Linked DNA regions of Homo sapiens: region 2 is linked to region 1. The links are chromatin contacts, found by Hi-C or POLR2A ChIA-PET in ENCODE. All regions are on one chromosome and are shown on one strand. Each heading gives the region's core, a stretch centred on a gene start or an enhancer-like site at or near the end of the contact. The rest is flanking DNA. Distances are from core to core; before and after follow the strand shown.

Region 1 (3,415 bases), core at 644-3,143:
CGCCTAGGCTGTAGTGCAATGGCATGATCTCAGCTCACTGCAACCTCTGCCTCCTAGGTTCAAAGATTCTCCTGCCTCAGCCTTCCAAGTAGCTGGGATTAGTGGCACCCACCACCACGCCTGGCTATTTTTTTTTATTATTGTTTTTAGTAGAGACAGGGTTTTGCCATGTTGGCCAGGCTAGTCTCGAACTCCTGACCTCAGGTGATCTGCCTGCCTCAGCCTCCCAAAGTGCTGGGATTACAGGCATGAACCACTGTGCCTCGCCCACTGACCACTTTCAACTGCAGCCCGGCCTCTCCCTTCTCTCCTTTGCCCTCAGCTACCAAGATTTCATGTTCATAAAGCCGCTAAGTACCTGGCCTACCTGCTGAGCACAGAGGCATCTCCTGCTGCTCCCGGAGCTGGGGGCCTCACCTCCTATCTAAACCCAGGAAAGAACACCCCTGTGGGCAGCTGCCCATGCCAGGGGATCTCCCATTCTCTATACATGTACCAGGACGTTCTTCCTGGGACCCAGATTAGATTGTGCTCCTCTCCTGCTTAAACCCTTTCCTTCCCTTAGCATCAAAACTGTGCTCCTTTTATGGCCGGGCACAGTGGCTCACTCCTGTAATCCCAGCACTTTGGGAGGCGGAGGCGGGCAGATCACTTGAGGTCAGGAGTGTGAGACCAGCCTGGTCAACATGGTGAAACCCCATCTCTACTAAAAATACAAAAATTAGCTGGGTGTGGTGGCGCGTGACTATAATCCCAGCTATTCGGGAGGCTGAGGTGGGAGAATCACTTGAACCTGGGAGGCGGAGGTTGCAGTGAGCCGAGATCATGCCATAGCACTCCAGCCTGGGTGACAGAGCCAGACTCTGTCTCATCTGTCTCAAAACAAATAAACAAACAAAAATAAAAAAATAAAAAAACTTTTGTGATATGGCTTCTGCCTAGCTCCCAGGCCCTTCCCTGCCACTTCCTGCCTCGCAGGCTACACCCAGGCAACTGAGTCCACACGCTTCCAGGGCTCCCTCTAGACACAGACCTTCAGCTCTGTCACCTGCCTCCCTACCCAGCATATCTGTCCTGTCCACCCCTGCCTGGTGAGTGCCTCCCCACCTCCCAGCTCCCCTGCAGGTCACTTTCCCTGACCCCCCTGAGGCTGAGTGAAGGCCTCCCCTCATGTCTTCTAATCACATGATAGTTGTTCTCTTTGGGGTAGGTCTTCCACGTACTCCAAGTCTGGAGCAGGGATGATTCTTCCCAAAGCAGACCAGCCTGGACAATGACATCTCTTTCTTCTACTTTCTGTGAACTCCTCTGGGTGAGGGCTGCACAGGCCCTCCACTGGGTGGGGGATTTTGCTATTTGGGGTTATTTCAGCTTTAACTATTTGGCTGATGGGGCTTGCGGCTTTCCTGGAGGGAGAGAGGAGCGCTTGCTCATTCTCAGAGACCCTGCTGCCTGGCAAGAGTCAGCTCATAGTGGTGTGCTGGAGCTGTGTCAGGGAGATGGCTGAGTGGCAGGGCCCTCATCGGCCTGGTGTTCTAAAGGTGGGGTGCTCTGAGCAGCCTGCAGACTTTTCTTTCCCAGTTTCATTCCTAATTCTTTTTCACTTTTTATTCAAGTGTTGTATATATACAGAAAAGTTTATGATTCATAAGTGTCTACCCTGATGGTCTTGCAAAAAGTGAATATGCCTGTGTAACCAGCACCAGGCCAAGCAACAGAACATTCTTCAGCAAACCCCTCAGGCCCCCTTGACCCACGGGATTTTGAAATAACTTGACAGCTACTTGAGCTATAATTCATACACCATATAATTCACCCACTTAAAGTGTACAGTTCAAAGGTTCTCGGTATATTCACAGAGTTGTGCAACCATCACCACTACCTAATTCCAGAGCACTTTCATCACCTCAAAAGAAACTTGTACCAGCCAGGCACGGTGGCTCATTCCTGTAATCCCAGCACTTTGGGAGGCCGAGGCAGGTGGATCACTTGGGGTCAAGAGTTTGAGATCAGCCTGGCCAACATGGCAAAACTCTTTCTCTACTAATAATATAAAAATTAGCCAAGCTTGGTGGCACACGCCTGTAATCCCAGCTACTTGGTCAGCTGAGGCAGGAGAATCACTTGAGCCTGGGAGGCAGAGGTTGCAGTGAGCTGAGATCTCGCCACTGCACTCCAGCCTGGGAGACAGAGTGAGACTCTGTCTCAAAAAAAAAAAAAAAAAAAGGAAAGGAAAGGAAAAAAAGAAAAGAAAAGAAAAAGAAAAAGGAACCTGTACCAGCCTGTAATGCCAAAGCTCTGGGTGGTTGAGACAGGAGAATTACTTGAGGCCAAGAGTTTGAGACAAGCCTGGGCAACATAGTGAGACTCCATTCTCTACAAAAGAAAATTTTTTAATTAGTTGAGCATGTCTGGGCGTAGTGGCTCATGCCTGTAATCCCAGAACTTTGGGAGGCCGAGGCAGGCGGATCACTTGGGGTCAGGAGTTTGAGACCCCAAACTCCTGGCCAACATGGCAAAACGCTGTCTTTACTAATAATACAAAAATTAGTCAGGCATGGTGGTGCACACCTGTAATCCCAGCTGCTTGGGAAGCTGAGGCAGGAGAATCGGTTGAACCTGGGAGGCGAAGGTTGCAATGAGCCTAGATCGTGCCACTGCACTCCAACCTGTGTGACAGAATGAGACTCTGTCTCAAAAAAAAAAAAAAAAAAAGAAAAGAAAAAAGAAAAGAAATTAAAAATTATTAAATTATTAAATTATTTTAAAAAATTAACCAGATGTGGTGGAATGGTCCTGTAGTCTCAGCTACTCAGGTGGTTGAGGTGAGAGGATCACTAGAGCCCAAGAGTTAGAGGTTACAACAAGCTGTGATCATGCCAGTGCCCTCCAGCCTGGGTGACAAAGCAAGAGGAAAGAGAGAAAGAGAAAGAGAGAGAGAGAGAGAGAGAAAAGAGGGAGGGAGGGAGGGAGGAAGGAAGGAAGGAAGGAAGGAAGGAAGGAAGGAAGGAAGGAAGGAAGGAAAAGTGAGAGAAAGGGAAGAAAGAAAAGAAAATGAAGGAAAGGAAAGGAGGGAGGGAGGAAGGGATGGATGGAGGGAGGGAGGGCCCTGCGCCCATTAGCATCACTCTTCATTTCCCCCATGTTCCCCAGCAGCAGGCCACCACTAATTCACTTTCTGTCTCTATATATTTTCCTTTTCTGTACTTTCCATGTAAATGGAATCACAGGATATGTGGTCCTTTGTGTCTGGCTTGTTTCACTTAATAGAATCTTTTCAAGGTTCATCCATGTTGTGGTATGTAGCATTACTTCATTCCTCTTTGTGACTGAATAATATTCTATTATTGTATGGATAGACCACATTTTATTCATTCATCTGTTGATGGACACTTGAGTTGTTTACAGCTTTTGA
Region 2 (3,302 bases), core at 534-3,033, 40 kb before region 1:
GGTAGATGGATAGGTGGATGCATGGGTGAAGGGATGCATGGGTAGATGCGAGTAGGGATGCATAGGTGGAAGGATGAGTAGATCAACTGTCTGCCCTTTTCTGGGCCTTAATTTTTCCATCTACCCAATGATAGGGTTGGATTGCAAGTTCTTCAGTTTCTGAGGTTTGTGACCCCACCTATGTCAACCTGGCACCCTTAAGGACTGCTGCCCCCTTAGGTGGTGACCTATAAGGAGGACCGTGCCTATACCCAGGGACCCTGGAACCCTCTCTGAGCTCCACCTTCCACCCTGCCTTGGGCCTTCCCAGCTCTGACTTGGTACCCTCCTTGCAGCCTCTGCGCTCCTCATCCCTTTCCAATAGGAGTGCAGTTTTCTTCTGGCTCTTTTGTTGACAGAATCGCTTGTTTATTTGTGGTGGGAGAGTCTGTATATCCTGTGTGCAGTCACTTCCCTCCAGGCCACTCTGCATTCATGCAGGATGAGCTGCTGAGTGAGCATTGGGTGGAAGTGTCAGGCGCTGGGGGCTTGGCAGAGGGACTGTCACAGGGTCAGGGTGGCTTTACTGCCAAGGTGGCTCTTGAGTTAGGTCAGGAGCTAGGTCAACTTAGTAGGTCAGAATTTCCCGGTGGAGGTGGAGACCCAGGTGATGGCACCCAGACGGGCTGGGTCCTCACGGGTGAGGGTGTCAGTTCACCAGCCTGTGCAAAGACTTCCAGTGCCAAGGCAAGGAGCTCAGGGTGCTTTGGTGAATGAAGGTGAATTCTTGAAGGGTTTTAACCAGGAGGTGACCCAGTCAAGTTCCTTCTCCTGCAGTATGCTGGAGCATCTTTGGTTAAAAATAAAAAAATAAAGGTCAACATGGAAAACTCACCCTCGATTTGTGCTCTGAGCCCTTGGGGCCTGGGGGTTGATAAAAAGAGCCAGGATGCTAGCTTGCAGAAAAGGGAGCGCTGCCAGGACTTGGAGAAAAAAAGGAAACTGATACTTGGAGTTCTGCCTGACCTTTCTTTCCTCGTTTCTTTTTAGGTGAAATTCAGTAAGCTTAAACATGTTAAAAGTGCACAATTCGGTGGCATATAGTATGCATACAAGATTGTGCAGCCACCACCTTTATCTAGTTCTAAAACATTTCCATCACCCTGAAAGGAACCCCTGTCCCTTTTAAGCAGTCACTTCCCATTCCTCCCTCCCCACAGCTCCTGGCCACCATCTGTCTGCATCCTAGCTCTATGGATTTGTCTATTCCGGATGTTTCATAGCCACAGAATCAGGCATACACCAGACTCTGGGCCCTTTCTTAGGCTCTGCCTTGTCCCTGCTGTGCTACAAGCTCACCATTTATTTCCTGCTCTATGGCCCTCAAGCCAGTCCTGTGTGCAGCCTGGGTGGAGCTCCCAGCTTCCCACTGTCCAAGAGAGAAGCTCAGATGATATGAAAACAAATCAGTCAAGCTTGTTCTGGGGGAGAAGTGGGCCTCCACCCTTCTGGGGGCATTAGTGGGTGTGTATGGCCAGGTGCTAAAGGGCCAGAAGGTGGTAAAGCTGGGACAGTACTCCTGACTGCAGAGAGTACAGACCGAACCCTGGAAGTGAAGTCACAGAGCCTTGTGGGCATCTGGCTTCCCAGGCAGTTCCTCCCTGACCTTCTCTGGGCCCTCTGCCCCACATCCGAGACCTTTTACCAAATTCAGGCTATGTAGCTCAGTGCTGCTACGGAAAGGGGCAGGGGCTGAGCCACACAGGAGGTGGCTGGTTGACTCACTGCTCTCCAGATGGCCCTTGGAAGAGCCCCCAGAAAAGGTCCCATGCTTGTGAGCTCCTCCTCTCTGACTGGAAACACATGGGCTCTTCAGCCTGTGATATCCTTGGTTGGCCTTCTCCCTGCCTGGTTCTCTCCCTGCCTAGATGCTGACCTCTGCCCCCACAGCTGTGCCTCTCCTAAGTACTTATGGAGATCTGTAGAGCACCTCGCTGTGGGCTTGGCCCTGAAGATGCAGAAATGAAGCAGATGCGGGTGCTGCCCTGAGCTTCATGGTTTGGGCCCAGACAATGGGAATGGGGTGTGGTGGGAGCTGGGGCTGAGGTGCTCTCAATGCACCTGGGCACTCAGCTTTGCCCAGAGTAGTCTCGGAGGGCTTCTCAGAGTGAGTGCTGTGTAAGCTGATTCTTAATAGACACTTCGAGAATTTTCCAGGTGGACCCCGTGGGAAAGGGCTTTTTCCACAAAAGAACCAGCAGGGGTTGAGCACTTGAGCAAATGCCTCAGGCAACAGTTACCAGCTTCTACAGCGCTTGGGGCCTTGAGCAAATGCCTCAGGCAACAGTTACCAGCTTCTGCAGTGCTTGGGGCCGAGGTGTAAGAGGCAGGTGCTGCTCTTGAGGGCTTTGGAGCTGAGGACCGCAAACAGGGAACAACAAGAATGACAGCAGGGAACAGCAGGTGAATGGTGGAGTGAGAGAGGCCCTGGAGAGGCTGTGGGTGGGGCATGATGGCTTCCAGTGACATTCTGGGGAGCTGGCAAACATGGTTGCATCTGCATTGGGAAGATGTCCTCTAATGGTTTCTAGAAGGAGGATTTCAGAGGAACCAAACTGGAAACATAGAGGCCAATTAGAAGGCTGTCTCTGACACCCAGGGAGTGCTGGTGAGGGCCAGAATCAAAAGGGATGGAGGCAGAAGGCAAATTAGAGGGAGACATAGCAGGTGTTCTTCCCATGGCTCAGCCATGGGTGACTTGGAATTCTTGGGGAGGGGACCCCATGGTGGCATTGGAGACGGAGACCTGGTATACACCCTGACCACCTCCCTGGCAGCCCTACAACCTTGGCTGAATTGTCTGATCTCACCTGGCCTTGGTTTATCCTTCCGACAAAATGCCCAAAAAGAAGAAGTGAAGAACGTGGGTTCGTAAGTACTTTGAAGAGTAAAAGGTCAGGGGATGAAGGCATAGTTTGTTTTTTGCTGCCTAGTGGCCCAGAGAGGAGGTAGCACCTGTCAGGTGTACAGGAGGGGTCCCTGGGACTTGGGGCCCAGCTGGCACGGAGGGTCACATTCCAACCTCTGGATCCCTTGGATCTGCAAAAGGGTTCCAGTTCCCCTCTCCAACTCTGAGAGCAGCTGCACCTGATTCCCCCAGGGCCTTAGCTGTACCTCCTCCTCTGTGGTTAATAATTCAGGACAAGCCAGATGGCTCTGCTTTCCCCCTCCTTCTTTCCCATAGCCTCCTAGGGCTTGTTCCTCAACTAGGGGTGGGCGTCGCGGTGGGGAGCCCAGGAGGCTCAGCCGCTTGTAACTCAGAT

What was found. A loop is a pair of places that touch in the nucleus more often than their neighbours do. ChIA-PET counts read pairs that join two places held with the same protein, here RNA polymerase II (POLR2A).
Region 2: a loop to region 1 is called in a map of HepG2, with 8 times the contacts of the local background. The contact joins two enhancer-like sites. A Hi-C loop is called at or near these places in 1 of 168 maps with a recorded cell type or tissue (HepG2). POLR2A ChIA-PET finds 5 or more read pairs at or near these places in 5 of 52 experiments (BJ, K562, PC-3 and 2 more).

What each region holds. Positions count from the first base shown.
Region 1 is chr12:123,017,594-123,021,008 of GRCh38, reverse strand. All of the region lies in intron 3 of PITPNM2 (phosphatidylinositol transfer protein membrane associated 2), which reads left to right. Among named protein-coding and RNA genes, the nearest start is that of MIR4304, 8.6 kb to the right of the region's middle. Within about 2 kb of position 1,893, at least 2 of the 41 ENCODE cell types and tissues checked have a DNase peak (open chromatin) inside an H3K27ac peak, as active enhancers do.
Region 2 is chr12:123,057,703-123,061,004 of GRCh38, reverse strand. The region is part of intron 2 of PITPNM2 (phosphatidylinositol transfer protein membrane associated 2); the gene reads left to right. Among named protein-coding and RNA genes, the nearest start is that of PITPNM2-AS1, 22 kb to the left of the region's middle. RefSeq lists an enhancer at 2,010-2,511. Within about 2 kb of position 1,783, at least 5 of the 41 ENCODE cell types and tissues checked have a DNase peak (open chromatin) inside an H3K27ac peak, as active enhancers do.